Linked DNA regions of Mus musculus: region 1 is linked to region 2. A link is a loop called in an ENCODE intact Hi-C map of the cell type or tissue named here. Cell type or tissue: gastrocnemius. All regions are shown on one strand. Each heading gives the region's core, and the rest is flanking DNA. Links, peaks and the distances in the headings are about the cores only.

Region 1 (10,712 bases), core at 3,870-8,869, 63 kb before region 2:
CCATAGAAAGCAAGCAGGTAAGCAGTGCTCCTCCCTGGCATCTGCTTTAGTTCCTGCCTCCAGTTTCCTGCCTAGGTTTCCCTCAGTGGAATGAACTAGGACCCCAGATATGAAAGCCAAGCAAACCCTTTCCTCTCTAGGATGCTCTTGGTGATGGTGTTTCATCACAGCAATAAAAAAAGCAAAGTTAGACAGTAAACGACTTCATATAGATGAATTTAAAGGCATGGATTTATAAGATTTGCTAAAGAGAAAATAGAGACAGAAGTGGAGAACTGCCACTACAAACACAACTTCCCTTCAACAAAAACTAGGAGTTTAGGAACAGAATGTTGAGCTGGGAAGATGGTTCAGTGGTTAAGAGCACTAGCTGCCCTTGGAGAGAACCCAGGTCTGACTCCCAGAGCCCACGTGGCTCAGAACTACTTGTAACTTCATTTTCAAAGAGAATCCAATACCCTCCTCTGATCTCTAAGAGCACCAGGCATGCACCTGACACATACATACATACATGCAGATAAAACATTCATATACATAAAATAAGATAAATATAAAAAATGCTTACATAAGGAGATTTGTCTCAAATCTTTGTCAGAATATTAATAGGTTCTGAGGTGTTCCTCTCATTAGAAAATAATTAACTGGTCTGTGTGAGTACAGGGGGAACTGCAGGAATAGCACAGGGAGCTATGCATACATACCTACAACCTATGCAGTTACATAAACACAATATTTAAAGTTAACACCCTGAAGGTTCTCACCTAGATAGATAGCCCTGTGGTAAAGTGTACATACTGCTCTTCCATGTCTTTGCACTGTCCTGTCTGTTCTTCTCCAAAAGAGGCTGTTGTTTCTTCTGCTACTCCCACAGAAACGGTGGAGCTTCCCAGGCCACCAGAAGCCGCAGGTTCTGCCCTTCCTCCATCAAGCCTTTGCTTTACCGAAGAGAAGGTTCTGGGGAAGCAGGCATAGTTGCTTCCTTCCCTCACTAGTAGTTAATCACCATCATACCTTCAGCAACCAAGGAGGGCTCTCTCCATTCTACTGCTCTGTCCCAAACAGAGGAGACCTATAGGTGGCACTGCTGGGTAAAAAGTTGTGAGTTATCCCAACCTGATACAGACTCTATCCTGCAACCTGTAAAATTCTGTTAAAAGTCGAGCCACCTCCAGATATGGTGGCACATCTGAACTGGTGCTCAGAAAATAGGTATTGTGAGAGCAAGCCTAGCCAGAGCAACACAGAGTCTATAGTAAAGCAAACAGGCAAGCCAGTGTCCCTATACCCGACTCAGCATCATCCTGCTCTTGAGAGTCAACTCCTGTGGCAGTCTTGTGATCGCCTCTGACAGGCTGTAGCAAAGACACGAGCACGTGCATTTAGAGGCTAACCTAGTTTTAGAAACCCTTTTCAGCCCAGGGGATTGTTTTTTATTCTTTTAAGCTCAACTGCACATTTAAAAGAATTTCAGAAGATTCAGTTCTTTTTTTTATTACAGGCAGGATGGATGGTAAAATGGCCAAGAAGCAAATATAAGAACATTGCTCTCTACTTGAATTTTATGAAACACAAATCAAACTTTAAATCTCGTGAAAGATATTAACTGCTGAGTGTGGTGACACATGCCTGTAATTGTGACACTTGGGGGTGGCAGGATGAGGCACAAGGATCAGAGGTTCAAGACATAGATCCATCCTTCAATGTATAGACAATCTGAGACCAGCCTGGGCTAAGTCAGGCCCGGTCACAAAAGAAAAAAATAATTGTCTTCCTTATATGATTCTTCCTTTATGCCCAATCTACATACGTATAAATGTTTCCATAGAACTTTATTACTATGAAGTAATTAGTAATGCCAATCTATTTTGTCCTTAAATATAAACAAACATTAAATGCACAATCATAATGCAGACACTATCCTTGAATGACTATGGTCGGCAACATTTTATTTTGCACTATAAAACAAAAAGAGCAGTCTCCACTGTGTGTTCCTGCTGCGATTCCTCCAGTTGCAGCTGTATCCATTTTCCTTCGTGGAGAACCGGGTGACTCTTCTATAACTCTATACCTCTAGACCAGAAAGCTTCCTCCTTCCTGGCTGATTCTTACCCTGACGCTGGGAACCTCCATTAACCTCATGCCACTGTGGGAATCTTCCCCTCTCCTCTTTCCCTGCCTGCAATCAGTGTCAGCCAATGGAATGCTATGCTCCACCACAGGCTGTCTGTGACCTGCAGGGGTCCTAGAACATCATGTTCTGCTTAAGATGTATAATTATGCTGCTTTCATAAAACCCTCTTGCTTTTCTCAGAATTTAAACTTTTATCTCAGAAATTGGCAACTACAGCGAGGAAGAGAGAAACATTTTCTGAGATGCAGACCAAAGAAGAAAGGAGTCTGTATTGCTCACTTGTACTCGTTCAATCCTTAGCTAAGGCTGTTTTTATTTTTCAGAGCACTATCAAAATCAATTACATTCTTCCATTCTTCTTACAAACCTAACATTACAGTCAAACAGTGAGATTTAAGTTACATCTGTCAGCTTGAAATCGGATAGCGCTGACAATTGTTGAGAGAATGTATCTAAGGCACAACACACAGCACCTGCTCCACAGTGAGTGATCCTTACTGACCATTCAACTGTGCTACTTCCAAAGAGGCTTTTTAAAACACATGCAGCTCTTCATTGACAAATACCTTTATTTGCAAAGTAAATGCTTTTTATTCAAATTTCAAAATGAGATCATTTAAGAATCTGTCTGTACCCAGTATAAAATGCTGTTTCATTCAGCTGGATGATAGTTCTGGTATTTTCTTACTGTATCAACTAACTCAGGAAAATAATGTCACAAATAGTAGTAACAGCGAAAGTTGTAGGTTTTTTTCTGAATCAAAATATTGCTATATAACATCTCCCAACTTTAAATAATTTTCATATTGGTTTAATAGCCCGTGTCTCTGTCGTCTTCTGTTCTGTACTTCACCTTCCCCTCCCACCCCTGTAAAGTGTCTCTCTGAGTGCACAAGTCAGTGTTACAGATACCAACAGTGCTGACTCACTCAAGAACGCTTCAGTGAGTCAGGCTGCTACGCACACTCCAGTGAAGTCTGCTTGGCAGGCCAAGAGGCCTGGAAGCACTCATGAGGCAAAGAGTTTCAAGGAAACTTAACCTCCTGGAACCAGGCGTTCTCATAACCTGTATACTCATACCATATCCCAGAGTTAGTCTGGTGTATGGATCCACGTGCTCTCTTTTAGTATTATTTTATTATAAGTGCCACTAAAGATTGAATTCTGACATAGGTAAGCCTCCACCAGTGTTCCAACGTCATAGAAAATCCTTGAAGCAGATGAGCTTGGAATTCAGTGAGAAGGCTATCTATTCAGTAATATTCAAATTTTCTTCTAGTAGAAACAGTGAAACTAACTATGCATTACAAAGAATGGAGCTGGAATAGCTCAGGGCTAGTCTGCAGTGATTACTTAGGACAGTAGCCAGTCTCACCCAAACAAGGGAATACACAATGGCTTAGCTAATAGGCTGGTTATGATGTAAGAGTTAAGGAATCCCACTGAGACAGGAATCTTCACTACAGCCAGGTATAATAGGCTACATTGCATATTAGAAGCAAGTTGGTGAATTCTTTGGACAAATGGAGATTCTCCACAGATACTTAAAAGAACAGCCAAGTTACACTCATAGGAGAATTTATCAAGGCCTAGGAAATAGGGGGATTGTGGTATTGCATTATTCATGAGAAGATCTGCTAGAGCAGACCCCCCTGGTGCTAGCTTTCACAAGGTTCAAAGGAGTAGCACAAATTGTGACTAGGGTGTGAAATCCTTACCTTTCATTAAGCTGACCCTAGGTAGGACAGTTTTATCTTTACTGTAAATATTACCTGGTTCCTGTAAGTCCCTTTGAAGTCATTCCTTTGTTTTGTGTCAGGTAACTTCAATGTACTTTGCCTGCTGTGACTTCCTACCCCTTTTATTTTCTGCATTATATAAGACTTGTGTTCACTTGGTGACAATACATTCAGATCCTACACAACCTCTTGTGTTGATTTTGCCTGTCATTTGCTGACTCCTTGTCCACCTGCAACCAGAGACCCTGTTCTATGCAGATAGAGACCAAAAGGGTCTGCAGCATCAGGCCAGCAAGTCAAGCACAGCATGGGTCCCTCAAGTAGACACTGACTCTCTCAGAACACAGTCTTTGTAAAGTTGACTGTGAGTGCCTGTTCTTTCTAAATGCCAGTCCAGACTCTGGGGACAAAATGACAAGCCAGGGTAACAAAGATTTCTGCTTTTATGGAAAGATTGGTAGGTGCCAGGGTCAAAAAGGACATGGCAGGAAGCTTTGAAAAGTGATCTGCTTTAGCTTACTCTCAGCTGGATGCATTAAAACAACAGAAATGTACTCTCCCATAGTTCTAGAAGGCAGATGTGGTAAAGCAGTATTACTCAGACCAAAATGTTCAGTGCCACATTCCTGCCACAGGCTACTGTGGTGTCACTTCTTGGCTTTCTGCATCTTTCTCTGTCTTCACTGCTGTCTTTCCCACTCCTTCATCTTCTAGTTTCTTCTACTAAGAGACATGTGTTGACATTGGGGCCCCATCTAAATGACCCAAGACAATATCACTATCTCCAGATTTAAGCACATTTTGAAATTACCTTGTTCTAAATTAAGGTAACATTTACAGTTTCCCAGCTTGATTCTTGGGGATAAGGGGAGGGGAAGTGAAGGGGACAGCATTCTGTCACTTCATTTCACCACTTAAGTAATAATTCTCACACATAAGAATATATAACACGATTGGTTGGTATTTCTTCAAGTCCTCTTGGGTGAGTGGCTTCTAGGTGGCTAAGTAGAAGCAAATGTTCCCATGTGCAGCTGCTGTAGTAACCAGACAAGGTGGTTGAGGCCTGACAAGTGAATTACACATCAAAGATCTGCAATCAGATCAGCCAATCATGAGGTTGACACGTTGCTGTAGGCAAGTTGGTTAACTAGTGTCTCTTCCACTGTGGGATGGGTGTCAAAGAACCTTTGGGCTCAGAGATTAAGACACATAAAACATCCAATAGCATACAGTGGCTGACCCCCATAGGACCCGAGGAAATACAATAATTATTCTCTGTGCCTGACACTGCACATTTTCTGCTGAATAATATTATGACATAGTTTTGGAACAAAATTTAAGTAAATGAACAAGTAAATGAATTCAAAAATTCAAGAGGAACAAGAAGAACTGCTTGGTGCTGTAATATAAAGGAGTCCATTATAATATGTCAAGTGTAATATTACCTTTTTCTGTGATTTTATAAAGGAATAAAGACTTTAAGATCTTTATCTTGACAATAAAAATTACTTCACTTCCAGATAGCATAAGCACAAATTCAATATTAAAATCTAATATCTCAGAATTCAATTTATTAAGTTGTAGAAAATTACTAGATCAAATAATGACCATAGGATTAAATTATATAACATGATTAAATAACTATATCTTGAAGTATTTTGGAAGCCAAAAATTATTTTCTTTCTTGATTCTTACTTAAATTCTACCTTGAGAAGTACACAACATATTACCATCCACTTTGGATCCAGTTTTGAAAGGAGATTTTGTAAATATAATAAAACTAGTACAATTATAATCCTAATTTTTATATTTTACTTATTTTGCTTGTAGATTTAATTGTTGTGTGTGTTTGTGTGTGTGTGTGTGTCCGCGCGCGCGCACGTGAGCACATGCACACACGTGTATGAACAGGTGAGAGTTCAGTGCCCACAGAGGCCAGAAGAGGGCATCAGATTTCCTGGAGCTGGAATTAAAGTAGCTGTACCTTATCTGGGTGCTGAGAGCCAAGCTCAGATTTTCTGGAAGAACAGTTTTCATTCCTAACTGCTGAACCATCATCTCCCCAGCTGCTGCTGTTTTAAAGTCAAATTTTCTTCATCTCAGCTAGATGTGGCTCACACCTTTGATCCCAGCAATTGGGAGTATTTTGAGTTTGAGGACAGCCTGATCTACATAGAAAATCTGAGGACAGCCAGGACTACCTAGAGAGACCTTGTCTCAAAACAAACAAAAACATAACAAAAAGAAAGAAAAGAAAAAGCCAAATTCCTTCATCTTTAAAACAGTGAAAATAGGTTGCCTCATTTTTTTAAAAAAAGCATATTTTAATTAAGGCCCAGTAGTAAGGATAAGATGCAAATATAGTAAACAAATAAGATTATCACCAGTACAATATTATAACCTGCACCACCAGCAAAGCCTCCCACATCCCTTTTCCTCGTGTTCTTTTAGGTGAAGCAAGGTAAGGGCTGAGCTCTGGGAGCTGGCTAGGAGGAGCCACAGAAGTGATAAAGCCCTTGGGAATACTTACTTCCTGCATGAGATACTCAAAGTGAATCATGAAAGACCAATATTAGCAAGGACTCAGATTATTGCCACCTGTGCACTCAACACAGACCATCTCCTCACACACTGAAAACCACCCCAATGCCCACACCAACCATCAGGATGCTGCTCCCCACCCCAATCCATTTGGAATTCATCCATTCCAATCCATTATGGAATTCTGTTCCCTCTAATAACTGTATCGGAGACATCCATGCTCACTGCTCCACTGCTTTAGTTCCCCATGTTAATCCAGCCTGCCACTGACTCTTAGAGGCCCAGGACCAGAGCTTCCTAACTGCCCCATTCTCATCTACACACTAATCAAACTGGCCACACAATGTGAATAGATGGTAACTCTGATGTTCAACGTCTCCAATAGCTTTCCACTGTCCTCAAATCCAATGTCACTGATGTTAATTAGTCCAGCCTGGTCTCTGTTCATACTCCACCCCGCCCCCCACTAGCCCCAACTACACTTTCGGCTGTTTCACCAGGCTCTTGCATCTCAGGCCACCTGCTGCTGCTTGGCCACAGTGAGCTCCAGTGCATAGAAGGTCTCCTGTTAACTTTACTACTTTGTCTCAGTGTCCCTGTTTGTTTTACACTCATCATTTAGCACTTATCACAAGTGACAGTCAGCCTTTCCTTTGATTACTTGTTGAAGTCTGGGTCACCTCTGCACTACAGCCTCCTAGAGAACAAGTTCACTGACTTTTATTCATCTCTACTTCAGTGATTACAACTGTGCCTCAGACCTGGCAAGCAGTGCTCAGTAAATAAATACAAGTGATTGTAAATGTCATTATTACTAAGTGCTCGCTCACTCTGGCATACAATGTGGTTTTACCACAAAATTAACTAAGAAGTCAGCAGGATGGCAAGGTGAACAGAGTGACTATGAGAAAAATCTTATCACAGCTTATCACTGAGAAGTAATCACTGGAAGAAGCCAGGCAGACCTGAAAATGTGCCAGCCTGAAGTACCAGTAAGTGTTGATGCTCTCTGAGCACAGTGATTTCAGAATCATCTGCAAATAGGCATAGTTTCACCAGTGAAAATGCACTGGTAACTGTTTGGCCATCTTTGACTGTGTAGGAAGCTGTTTAGAAAGCACTGTCATCACTGTTGTCCAGCTAAGTCTATCTTCTGTGCTTCACTCAAATGTTCCTATGCAAAATCAGAGCCACACAGTGATTCTGGACCATGCCGTGCCCCTTCATCCATCTGTGTGGCTTATGGACTTTCCTGATGTGGTGTCTCCCACCTGAGACCCTTCTACCTTTTTTGTAACTCCTTCAAATTGTATGGGCAAGAGAGATGAAGACCCTAGTAAACAGTTGCTTACTAGTCAACCTTAAAAAAGAATAAAAAGCTGGGGCTATAGCTTAGCTGCAGAGTGCTCGCCTGGCTCGAATGGAACCCCGGGTTTGAGCCCCAATACTACCACATAAACTGGGGATGATGATGTAATCTCGAATACTAGTACATGAGGGGTGGAGGCAGGAGGATCAGCAGAAGTTCAGGGTCATCCTAAGCTACATACTGAGTTACAAACCAGCCTGGGCTACATGAGACCCTGACATACATACATACACACTTACATGAAAATCATTCAGTAATTTAAAAAAAGGTTTTCTTACATTCATTAATGGGCATTAGTTTTGAATCCAATTAACCATTAATGTTCTGCATTGAAACCATATCTTCAGCTGGGCATGATGGCACACACCTTTAATCCCAGTACTCAGAAGGCAGAGGCAAATGGAATTAGAAGCTAGCCTGGTCTACAAAGAGAGTCCCAGGACAGCCAGAGCTACACAGAGAAACCCTGGCTCAAAAAACAAAAGTATCTTGCATAACTCAAGCATACCTTATAGTTTCAGAAGATACATTTGAAACTGTATCAATATACTGCATAAATGAAATGAATGCATATTCTCTGTTTGTTTAAGAGGAGGTGTTTTGGTGCTGGGGACTGAATTGAACCCAGAGTTTCTTGAACATATGCAAGTTTCTTAGGAGTTAGTCACTTGCCTACTATGAACACATCAGCAGAATTTTGGCAGAACCTGTAAAGATTGCTGCTTTCTACCTTTCATTCTTCATTCTTGTTTTTATGTCTGGATGCTAGGAGCTGGAGAGATGGCTCAGCAACTACAAGTACTGGCTGTTCTTCCAGAGGGCCTGGATTCAATTCCCTGAAGCCACATATATGGCAGCTTAAAACTAGAACTCCAGTCTCAGGATCCTAATACTAACCTCCTCCGACCTCTCTGGGAACCAGGCATTCACCTTGGATACTCAGTCTGCTCTCTGTAGACCACACTTAGCCAACTCAACACAGTGTGCAGAATGTTTGGTGTTTTTTACTTTAAACTTAATTTTCTTACTTATATTAACTCCCTAGCCAAGATGATTCTACCATTTAACTGTACCTCCCGGTGTCATGATAGCAATGTTGGGTCAGTTAACACTACCAAAATTGAATTTACAAGTAGACTTGATCTGTATAAACTTAAACTTACTCACTTCAAAACTCAGCATGATTCTGGGAAAAGAGACATAGCAAAACTCAATACACTCATGAATCACCATAGTACACAGTAAAGCCCCATATCGTCTTGTAGACATGTGGGCTCCTTATAAAAATGACAGTAGTTGGGACCATGCTATATATAATGCCATAAAGCAAACCTCAAAGATATGCCAATGATTATGATTTTTAAAAATGTATAAATTAATTTGTAAACAGCTATAACCAAATGGAAAATGGAGGGGCAGTAAATAAAATTCATTCCTAGCCAATATTATCTCCAATAGCAGGCAACCTCTGACCCCATTAGTGGTTAAGATGCAGGAGAATTCAACACAAAGACTGCTATCTGCATTGCTCACAAAATACTTGCTTCAAAAAAAAGAGTTCTTTGCACACAGGTACAAATAAATAATAAATACTAGTCATTAAATATATAGCATGGATTATTAACAACCAATGGGCAGTATGAACTTAGAGAAAAAATGTAATAGTAGAGAAAACATTTATGATCACAGCAAGAAGCTAATTCTGAAAATATCTAGGAAGGAATAAATATAAATTAAAATTGTGATCAACCATAATACACTCCATATGATGAGTCTTCAGAAGTCCCCACAGGCTGGTCATGCAGGATCTTGGTTAAATTATTATTGGTAATGTAGACATAAAATTACTGTACTAATTTTTGAAAAAAATGAAAATAATACCAAGTGATGTATCTATAATTTTATAAAGATAGTTACATCTTAGGCTCTTAAGAATCTACCTTTAAAATGTCTTTCTTGAATATCATCAAGGAACTCTTTACAACTAATTTTCCTAGATATTTTATCATAACTCAAACAAACATAATAACACTTCTACTCTATTAGCAGGGGAAAGACCAGCAATGAAAGCTCTGACATTTTCTCTCAATATTGACAAACATGCTATTAGAGGGGGAAAAAAAGAAATTGAAATCTTACTTCATACCAACTTACTCTGACTTTGGGTAAGACTCTCCGAAGTGTCTCAGTAGGATTCTGTCGCATCAAAAATGGAAGGTTTGCAATCACACTGGCTCCTTGGACATCTTGACCAGCACTTACAAGGAAAATGCAAATTTTAAATGTAAAATTAAGAGCTAAATTTTCAATTTAATGGGTTAATTTGAAAAATTACTGCTTTAAATGACTTCCTTACAATGTTTTAAATATATTGTTGATATAAAAATAAAACCAGAAATAAAATTTTCTTAAATAAATCTTATAACAAATACATTAGACATTACAGTTATGCTAAAGTAAGAATTCCTGTCTATATGCATGTCATTAAGTGTTAACAATCTTACTAATACTTCAAAATTCTATTATATTTTTATCTGTAATCTGTTTGCTATACTTTATAAAATATGTAAATGATATAAATGCATTATGATAAAATAGTAAAATAATAATCACAGCAACAATTAAAATACCATAGGTAAAAACACAATTTTGCATACACTGTAATGACTTGTATAAACTGGTTCCATTAATTGCAAGAAACTTCTAAAAGATACACTCAATTCTCTAACAGGCTACTAGGACATTTTATATAAATAACTTTTTGGTATAACATGTATTGAGGCTTTTTTCCCAAAAATAACCTTTGTGGTATTCTAGAGGCCTAAATACTTTTGGAAAGTATTAAAATTCTTCTGGAAAATAATTCCATGAACTACAAACACTTCTTTCAAGTATAGCCTGAGCAACACAAGTTCTGTAAGCATGTCAAGTA
Region 2 (10,712 bases), core at 2,758-7,757:
CATGAGGTCTGTTCTCTGGCCTCTGGCTTTCTGGTTGGTTCAGCTGAGAATGAAAGAGAAAAACTGACAAAAGGCAGGAGGAAGAGGGCAATATGGTCAGGACACTGTTTCCCCTAGGCCTTCATGTCAGAGAGAGACTCCATCTTCACAGCGCTCTTTCCAGTAGCTCCTCTCCTCCCCCTCGGGCTGCCTGATGTCCTGAAGGGTGGCTCGTGGCTTCCCTCCACCTGATCTCACCTCTATGAATGTTCCTTTCATCAGTCTCACCTGCTCATTTCCCAAGATGGTAATGCTAGCTTTACCTTGACTGACACTGCTCTCCCCATATTACGTAACAAAGCTTCGAGAAGACAAAGGTCACAGTTTCCTCAGGCTCCCAGATCTTCCAGAGATCCTTCTGGGTGTTTCTGGTTGGTGTGTCTTTGTTTTAAGGTCATTTTAAATAGATTAAATAGATTAGCAGGAATTGTAGAACATTTGAAACTATTAAATATCTATCCTCAAGGTTCCCGGAAATATATACCAGGGTGTCTGGGACACAGGGATGCAGTGGTCCTCTGGCCACACAGTGCCCGAAGGCAAAAGCAAACAAAAGGGTGAGGGGTGGCTGAGAGGACATTGCAAGAATCCTGATACGAAGGTTTGGCTGTCACAGCAGGGTAGGCATCCCTGTGACCAATCCCTAGGTAGTTGTTGTCCTGTCCCCTCTTCAGAGCCACAGTGTCCTCCTCAAGTCCTTGAGCAGAGAAAGTATGACTTCCAAGGTCTAGTTGCTCTGAACAGCCAAGGCCAGTACGTGGAAGACAGTCTTATCACACAACTGGTAGTCAGCCAGGCCCAGACCTGGACTGTGGCAACACCAAACCAGTATTGATTTGATTTATTTAAAGTTTCATTACATTTATTTACTGTGCACACATGTGCGCATGTGTGTGCATACACACAAATCAGGACAAGACAGTGCAGAGGTCCCTCCATCTTGTTTTCTTGCTGAGACCATTCCAATTTTAACTAAAATTTAATCTCTTTGATGGAGGATCCCATATGGAAACGTTCCCAACTCTGTTCTACGAAGCAAAGATCAGGATCTTCAAGCTCACTTCTCTCAGCTTCCGTGAAACTGTCGACTTGTACAGACCTCCCCCTGTAAAGCAAGGTACCAAGATGTGGTGAGTTTTGCCATTAAAAGCTGCTTGGTCTGAGTGCCTGGGGCTACACTTAGGTCCTAAACCCCTGAATATCATCCCAGCTGGTTGGAATAAAGACTTTCAACTGGCTATAAACTGTGTCCAAGTGGTCATCTCTGGTGGACTTCCTGTAACAACATGTGGAGATCAGAAGGCAACTTTCAAAAGTTGGTTTTCAGCCTGGTGGGCCAGCACTTGAGAAACAGAGGCAGGCCGGGCAGTGGTGGCGAATGCCTTTAATCCCAGCACTTGGGAGGCAGAGGCAGGCAGATTTCTAAGTTCAAGGCCAGCCTGGTCTACAGAGTGAGTTCCAGGACAGCCAGGTTTACACAGAGAAACCCTGCCTCGGAAAAAGAGAGAGAGAGAGAGAGAAGCAGAGGCAGGCAGATTTCTGAGCTTGAGGCAAGCCTGGTCTACAAAGCAAGTTCCAACCAGGGCTACTCAAAGAAACCCTGTCTCAAAAAACAAAAACAAAAACAAACAAAAAAACCCACAAAACAACAACAACAAACAAACAAACCAAACAAAAAAAATCCCAGTTGGTTGGCAGCAATCACCTTCACCCACTAAGTCATGTCACTGGTCCTTGGTTTGATTTTAATAGTTTATTTTTATTTTACATGCATTGGTGTTTCCCTACATGTATATCTGTGTGAGGGTGTCAAAATTCCTAGACTTGGAGCTACAGAATGCCTGAGGTTGTGCAGAGCAGAGCTGAGAGAGCCTAAGTCAGTGATGTACTGTGGCTTCTGCTATCTGAGGACCCTGACGGGGAAGCCGTGGGGGAAATTTTTCACAAGAGAAACACAGAGTGCTATTACCCACAAGGATAATTTTAAAAAACAAAACAAAAACAACACTCTCCAAACCAGTAAGAGAGCTCAGCGAGAAAGAAAACAAATACCCCGGTGTTTTAAAAACACACAGTGCCAAGTCCAGGACCTGTTTTATAGACGAGAAGAAATGAACCAATTTACCAGAAAGTCAATGCGAGCTTGCACGCACAGTTCAATCCCTTCATTCAATCAACAAACATGCACTCAAAGTCAGACAAACACAAGGCAGAGAGAAACGCCAGCTCAATAGAGGACCAAGAAAGTATTTGTCCCACACAGGGACTGAATGGGGTGACAGCCTGCTGGAACGTGCTAAACCCCCACCCCTGGGGCCATGTCCAAGACTTAGCCTTCTTTTATATGTAGCCCTTTGTGTCCGTCAGAGGTTGCATTGATGAAGTAACTCTGAGACAATCAAATTAAAAAGAGGAAACGTTTCTTTGGGCTCATGGTTTCAATAGGTTAAGGCCATGTTGCTTTGGGTGTATGACAGGTGCTTAGAAGGGTGGAAGAAAAGCCGGGCATGGTGGCACACACCTTTAATCCCAGCACTTGGGAGGCAGAGGCAGGCAAATTTCTGAGTTCGAGGCCAGCCTGGTCTACAAAGTGAGTTCCAGGACAGCCAGGGCTACACAGAGAAACCTTGTCTCGAAAAAGCCAAAAAAAAAGAAAAAAAGAAAAAAAGAAGAAGAAGGGTGGAGGAAGTTGGGATTCCATATCACCTTAAAGAGAATATTCCCTCTAATGGCACTATCTAGAACTTCCACGCCAGCTCTCAATATTGCCATAGGCTGGGGACCAAACTATACCACATGGGCCTTTGGTACCCATTGATGAATAGAAACCTTACAGATCTCTCCCTGGTCTCTTAACTCCAGATCCCCTTTGAACTAGTTAAGAAAAGTCAGATAAGATCTGGTCCACGAGAAGGCACAGAGATAAAGCCAGGTGGATGGCTTAAGACTACAGTTCAGGGGCCCAAACTGTGACTTCATGGCTGCTTACAGCAAGCAGGGAAGTCTGGGCCAGCATCCTCAGTCTTGGGACCAGCACCTCTATTCCCCAGCTAGTCTACCATATTTCCAACCTTCCAACCTAGACAGTCTCAGCTGCCTGGGGGCTTAGCTGTCACACAGTGTTTTTCTTTCTTTCTTCTTTCCTTCCCTGAGATCTAAACCCCTGAACACATGGTCCTTTGTCAAAGGCTAGCAGCCTTTGCAGATAAAAGCTCAGGTCCTACCAGATTGGAAATGTAGAAGTTGAGCACCTGGCTTCAACCTGGCCCCCTTTTTTGACTATGCTCAGTGTGCTTGGCGCAGCCCACAGTTCTCCTACAAGGAGTCGGTCATTTCTTCCACCGAAGAGCTCCTGGCAGACCTCAGCAGCCTCTGTTCTTTCATTGTATCGTCTATCTGGTCCACTTTCACTGCCAAGGACAGCCCTCCGGGTGCACTCAATTCGGCTCAGGAAAACAGTAAACTTTGTCCTCTATGATGTGCGTGGTCTCCACCTCCAGACATTTAAAATGTCTCCAAGGGTTCTTTAAAACAAAACAAAACAAAAAACAAAAACAAAACAAAACAAAAAAAACTGGGGTGTCTCACTAGGTCAGGAACAGTAGAACCTCAGAATAATAGAACAATTGTCACAATCTCAAGGCTGCTTCTCAGAGGTAGGTTTCAAGTGACATTCAACACTTGGGATGGTTTGCAACAGCAACAGGATCTCGTCTGGCAGTCTGGGCCCACACTTTATGCATCTTTGCAGGGAGAGCAGTGTGATAGGCCAGGCCCAAGAACCAGAATCATTTACCTATGATCTCTCTTGAAGTTGCTTGCTCACCAGGGGGGTGGGGGGGGAGACTGCAACCATGGTTGAACTCTCTGGACTTTGGCCAAGCTGCCCACAAAATATTAATGTGGAGGGATATGGCTCAGTCAGCAGGGTGCTTGCTTGGTATGCACAAAGCTCTGGGTAAACTGGGCATAGTGGTTTATACTCTAATCTTAGTAGTCAGGAGGAAGAGGCAGAAAAGTCAGGAGTTCAAGGTCATCCTCAGCTTCGTAGCAAGTTCAAAGCCAGCTGAAGCTACACCAGATCCTGTCTTAGTTATTTTGCTACTACAGTGACAAAGTAGCACGGTCAAGGCAATCCATAGAAGGAAGAGTCTATTGGGACTTAGAGCTTCACAGGGTGAGTACATAACCATCATGACAGGGGGCATGGCCCTGGAGCAGTGGCTGAGTGCTTAATTGTTGAGACAGTAACCACGAGGCAGATAAAGAGAGCTGACTGGAAATGGTGTTGGCTTTTGAAACCTCAGCCCTCCCCACAGTGCCACACCTCCTTCCACAAGGCCACTCCTCCTAATCCTTCCCAAACAGTTCCACCAACTGGAGACTAAGAATTCAAATATACGAGCCTATAGAGGCTATTCTCATTCCAACCATCACAGAACCTGTCTCAAAATAAAAAAGAAGACAAGACACAAATGCATTCACTCCTCCTGGCCAGTCTCACTGGGTTACAGTAAGAACCAAGAACAATTATTTTTTAACATGTATTTTTTTAGATAGATAGATAGATAGATAGATAGATAGATAGATAGATAGATAGATAGATAGATAAAGCAACACATACTTGCTAGGCAAAATTTATGTCAGAAACTTCTTAGAATTGGTGAGACCTGCAGAATCCAGGGCTGAAGAGATGGCTCAGTGGCTAAGAGCACTCGCTGTCCTTGCAGAGGACCCAGGTTTCCTTGCTACCATCCACATAGCATTCCAAGGGATCCAAAGCCTTCCTCTGCCCTCTGCTGGTACTGCACATACGTGGTACTCATATATACATGCAGGCAAAAATAGTCACACACATAAAACAACAATAAGTAAATCTTTAAACAGTCTGAGAAGAAAAGAGATGTGAAACCACAGCCCCACCTCCCCCCACCCCCACCCCCACACCCCATTCAGAATCTTCATTTTCTCCCAATTTGTGTGAAGAGTGCCACGTTTGCAAACATGCATAGCCATGACCATGAAAGTGAGGTTTGACGACTCGCACTCTTAGTTTGAATTCAGCTCCTCCATAGAAGACCTTCATGGGCTTCACTAACCACCAGAGGCTCAGTTTCCTTAAGCACACGCAGACAAGGTTCCCTTAGAACAAGCACACAGCCCTTGGGAGAAGGAAAAGCAAGAGGTGGGGGAAGGCTGGCGGAGGCCAGGCAGGAAATGGATACCGAGGAGATGAGATGGTGGAGAAGATCAGAAATAGATCAGGGCTTCCTGCTGCCAACCCTGCTGGCCTCCACGCTGGCCCTTCCCAGTCACCAGAGCTCCTTGGCACAGACTCCCAAGCCAACCCTTGGCCAGATTCCACTGAAGACCCAAACTCCTGCGTCTCAGACTTCAGGGTGGTACTAGGAGAGCTGGAGAGCTTTCATCTGTCCCAGGCCACAGGGTGTCTCCCAGATGGTGGCTGGGGACCCAGGACAGAAATCAATGAGAGAAAGGGGAGACAGGGCCACAGATCCTCCTGGGTACAGAGCTGCAGGTGGATACATTTATTGACTGAAACACACAGCACACTGGCTCTTCCACCAAGCACTCTCCTCACTGTAGCCCGAAGAAAAGGGTACTTGCATGACCTGTGTTCCCAAATTCCCCAGCAGTGCTGGGAAATGTCCTCCACAAGAGTCCACTCAAGTAATTAGGACCGGGGATGAGGGTGCCCTTGTAAATGGCAGGGGTGGAAGCCTTCACTCCACTTCAAGGTTTTAAAATACCAGCTTTATGGGTCTGCAGCGAGCATCACAGAGATAATGTGTGAAGCCCTCTTGCCACAGGCTCATTTGTCTGCTCCAGATGGACCAAAAGCTTCGCGATGGCCCAAAGGCCCCTTCCCCAGCCTTGGCCTTGCCCTGACAGCTGCTGCTTAATGGCCCTTCTAATGGATGTTTCAAGTCCAGAGTGGTAGAACCGACCCTGAAAGCGTTAACTCCTGGCTGGCGCTATTTCTCAGAAAACGCCCTCTGATCTTCACAAGTACGGTGGGTAGCTTGGCCCTCTGAGCTTTCCCAAGCTCAAGGAAGTCAAGTTAAGGATACACTCTCTGACAATCATTTGGTAAGCTCTGGAAGATACTTTTCCTTTTTTTTAAATTAAGTTTTTTAAAATTACTTCTTATATTAGCATACAAAGTAGTGGGTCTTGTTATAACATTCAAGTCTTTTCTTCCCTCTTTTAAATTAAAATTTAAGTATAGCATTTCCCTTTTTACCTTTCTCCACCACCTCCTTACATACATGCACACGCATGTGTGCACTGACTGACTGATTGACTGACTAGCAAGATAATTTGGCAGGTAGAGTTCTTCGCCATTAAGCCTGACCTGAGTCAGATCACCAGGATACAGTCAGAAGAGAGACCTGATTCCTACTGGTTATTTTCTGGCCCCCAGACCCCCACCACACACACACACACACACACACACACACACACCTTTTTTAAAGCTAAGATGCTGAGTGTGATTGCTTCTGGCTGTACTCAGCCTGCATCCTACAGCATCAGTCAGAATAAAGCAGCAGTGACTTTGAAAGGGGTGTGGATACAGGAATTGTCTTCATGGGTGCCTGCCTTGCCTAGTAGCCGCTGTGAAGAGGCTATGTTGGTCTCTCTGTTAGAAATCTTATCTGGCTGGACTTTAGAACACCGGGCAGGGCCACCTCAGCAGATCCACAGAACATCTGTGAGCCTTGGGGCTGCTGAAGTCACCACAGCTAGACCCTCATCACCAGAACCATACCCCAGCCAGGCTCAGCTGGGAAACTCTGTATCAAGCAGCATCCTTGTGGCTGCTGCAGTCTAAAACACTGTAGGTCCGTGTGACAAAATAAGATGGAAGAAATATGGAGGGAGGAAAGGAGGCCAGGATAGAGAGAGCCAAGGAGAGCGCCTCGGACATCTCTGTTCCTTGCCTGGATCCAGTCCTTGGATCCAAGATGGTGGCATTGGGAAAGGGTGGCCCCATGTATTCCTGGAGCCAAGAATCACTTTCCCCTCAGGAAAGCCGGGACAGCAGGTGACAGGATTTTGGCAGAGGAATGGAAGCATCAGGACAGGTGGCTGTGCAAATGAGGGCTTGCGGCTTGGGATTCACTTTCCATGACAACATCTTTTATAGGTTAATAAAGTGGGAAAATGGGTCACCACTGACTATTCCAGGTCACCTGGTACCCAGCCAATGCTGTTCCACACGCTTCCTGGGAAGGCTTAGTGTCACTGCTCATGCGAAATGGCTGGGTGTGAGCACCATCCATTTATAGGAGCTGAATGAGCAGATAAACGCAGATCAGATGTGGGTTCTAATAACCCCCTGGTATCCTGAGATATTCCCCAGCCACTGAAAGCACCGCATGATTCCTGAGGACAGAGAGGACACAAAGGGAGTCTTCAACAAGCCAGTCTCATTAGTCCAAAGGTGAGGGAGGTATCTCACCCTGGCGGAACACCAGAGCCCCAGTTTGGTGACCTATAAGCCATGTTTCTCTGAGGTTGAACTACCCACAATGCGCTTGTTGCGGGGTGTGTGTGTATAGTGTGTAGCTAGAGGGCACCTTTTGGATATTGTTTTTCAGGTGCCATCCACCTGTTTTTATTTTGTTTGCTTTAGTTTGGTTGGTTGGTTGGTTGGTTGGTTGGTTGGTTTTGTTTTTTCAAGACTGGGTTTCTCTGTGTAGCCCTGGCCATCCTGGAACTTGCTCTATATATAGACCAGGCTGGCCGAACTCACAGATCCACTTGCCTTGGCCTCCCAGGTGCTGGGATAAAAGGCTTGAGCCCTCACTGCCTGGCTGTGTTTTATTTTTCACACGTTGTCTCTCATTAACCTGAAACTCTTCAAGGAAGCTAGGTTGGCTATCCCTACCTGTCTCCACCTCTCTGGCTCTGGGATGCCAAGTGTGTATCGTCACACCTGGCTTTTTTATGTGGGTTTTAGTCTTCGTGTTTATAACGTAAGCGCTTTACCAACAGAGCTGTCTTCCGGTCCTATTGTGTTTGACAATGCTTGTCTTAGTCAGGGCTTCTATTCCTGCACAAACATCATGACCAAGAAGCAAGTTGGGGAAGAAAGGGTTTATTCAGCTTACACTTCCATACTGCTGTTCATCACCAAAGGAAGTCAGAACTGGAACTCAAGCAGGTCAGAAAGCAGGAGCTGATGCAGAGGCCATGGAAGGATGTTCTTCACTGGCTTGCTTCCCCTGGCTTGCTCAGCCTGCTCTCTTATAGAACCCAAGGCTACCAGCCCAGAGATGGTCCCACCCACAAGGGGCCTTTCCCCCTTGATCACTAATTGAGAAAATGCCTTAATGTATCTCATGGAGGCATTTCCTCAACTGAAGCTCCTTTCTCTGTGATAACTCCAGCTGTGTCAAGTTGACACAAAACTAGCCAGTACAATACTTCTTCCTGTAAGACTTCTCTCCTCTTCAAAATTCAGAAAATCTGGTTCATAGAGGTCCCCACACCCACAGGACAGAATGGGCCTCCATCCTCCCTTTACACAGGACAGAGGCAGCTCTTGGAGTTGCCAGAGCTCTCCCCAACCACCTCTACCTGAATCCAGACTTGCAAATCACAACTATTCAATATGCAAATCCCCCAAAAGTGGGACAGTGACATTGCGCTTTAATGACCCAGAGAGTCAATACTTTGGGGGAGGTGGGTGGAATTGTGGGTTTGAGGACAGCTCCCATTGTATAACTAGTAGACACTGGGCAGGTCCCATGACTGATCACTGACTGGGTATAAGCCTCCAGCCTAGGCAACTGCAGCCCCCTCTTCCTCCTGCCTCAGCTTCCCTTGGGGTTCCTCCCTCTAAGCACAAATGCCTACTCTCTGTCTCACAGGGGAAAGAAGACGAAACTCACAAAACAACTTGAGTGGCTGGAACCCACACCAGCCTGTTCTGACTGAGGTTCCATTTTTCCAGGTAGCATAAGCCAAAGCAAACCGAGCCCCTGGGCCCACACAATCCAGCACAGAGGCCCAGCAGTCCAGGGAAGCGTTTGCAGGCTGAGTCCCAGATGGGTCTCCCCAAACCCCAGGATGCCCTAGGCAACCATAGGCAACTCAAGGCCTAGCTATTCTCTTAAAAATAAGTAATTCAGAGCACGACATCAGCTTAAACCTTTTGAGTGTCCATATTCTGTATATGACGGACATGACCCACCATGCTCCCCTGGCCACTCAGAGTCTCATTCTACATCCTGGCCACACTTGATACCGCCCTTTAGCCCCATTTCCCTCAGGGTCTTTGGGCCTGCCGTTCCCTCCATGGAATGTTTGACCTGAACATGCTCTATGACTCCCTGTGCCTCTGTAGTTCCTTCAGGTTGTGACTCAAGGCCAGAACCTTCTTGACCTGTTAGCGTCTGCTGTTTGAATGTGTCCTCTCCAAGAGTCAGCCAGCTGCTGCCACTGTGATAGCAATGAGAGACGGGCCCTTTGATAGGCAATGGGGACAGGAGGACTCCTCTGTGGTGAGCGGGGTTAGGTGGCTTTCTGAAAGGGCTCAATGGAGTTGTTGGACTCTGCTGCATTTCTGCCTCCCACCACGAGGCGGCAGTGTTTCTCCCCCTCTAAGGTACAGACTTCAGGTGCTAAATGTTAATTGGCTCCGACTTAAACTTGAACTGGACTCCCCAGGTGGAGAAATCAACTTCTCTTCCTCATGAATTAACCAGGTATTTTGTTACAGAAGCACAAACGGACTCAGACTCTATTAACACAGCAACTCACACTGCAGCAAACATAGTCTTCTTCCTCGGCTTGTCTTCAGAGCCCTGGCACCTTCAGGTAGGTTGTGTTTTTGTTTGTTGGTTTAATGACCATCTCTTGGATGTGACAGCAAAGATTTCACCTCCTTCACTGCTCTTTTCTCTACACCTGGAGCAGCATTTTACACGTAGAAAGTATCAGTGTTTTCTGAATGAATGAATGAATGAATGAATGAATGAATGAATGAATGAGGAATGAAGAGTGGCCACCAGGAAGAGCTTTGGTAGGGCTCTGGTGGCCTGAGATGTACACAGCATAGCTAATACAGTTGAGGAGCCGCGCTCGTTACTTTTCTCATTGCTATAACAAGATGTCTGACAACGGGAAGTTAAGGAAGGAAGGGTTTAGCTTAGTCCACAAGGAAAGGGCAGTCCGTCATGGCTTGGGCTGGCATTGGTGGTGGGAGCATGAGGCTGCTGGTCACGTGGCATCCACAGTCAGGAAGCAGATTGACAAACACCAGCACTCGGCTCATGTTCTCTTCTTTCTACTGTCTATTCAGCGTGGGATCCAGGCCCTAAGAGGATGATGTCACCACGTTCAGGGCTTGTCTCCCTTCTTAGACCCACACTTCTAGAACACACACACACCATATGAGAGAGAGAGAGAGAGACTCCTAGGTGACTTCAATCCAGTCAAGTTGACAGTGAAGATGAACCACCAGGAGCCTCCCACACCTCAGGGCTGACCAGCAATGAGAAGGCAGAAAGGGCCGGGCAGTGGTGGCACACGCCTTTAATCCCAGCACTTGGGAAGCAGAGGCAGGCGGATTTCTGAGTTCAGGGAGTGAGTTCCAGGACAGCCAGGGCTACACAGAGAAACCCTGTCTCGGAGAGAGAGAGAGA

What was found. A loop is a pair of places that touch in the nucleus more often than their neighbours do. Peaks named below come from ENCODE experiments on the same cell type or tissue, not always from the same donor. Only the 100,000 strongest peaks of a DNase experiment are listed, where the experiment ranks them.
Region 1: a loop joins it to region 2, with 3 times the contacts of the local background. A loop is called at or near these places in 3 of 42 quality-filtered maps.

What each region holds. Positions count from the first base shown.
Region 1 is chr12:103,557,693-103,568,404 of GRCm38, reverse strand. It overlaps Ppp4r4 (protein phosphatase 4, regulatory subunit 4), which reads right to left. Exons shown (of 25, transcript NM_028980.3): 3 at 9,935-10,037. Among named protein-coding and RNA genes, the nearest start is that of Ppp4r4, 30 kb to the right of the region's middle. In gastrocnemius, for the core only: no CTCF peak of the experiment used is centred there; no DNase peak of the experiment used is centred there.
Region 2 is chr12:103,493,570-103,504,281 of GRCm38, reverse strand. No RefSeq gene overlaps it. Among named protein-coding and RNA genes, the nearest start is that of Ppp4r4, 34 kb to the left of the region's middle. In gastrocnemius, for the core only: a CTCF peak has its summit at 4,828 (motif pointing left); a DNase peak (open chromatin) is centred at 5,346; H3K4me3 peaks cover 442 bases; H3K27ac peaks cover 2,280 bases.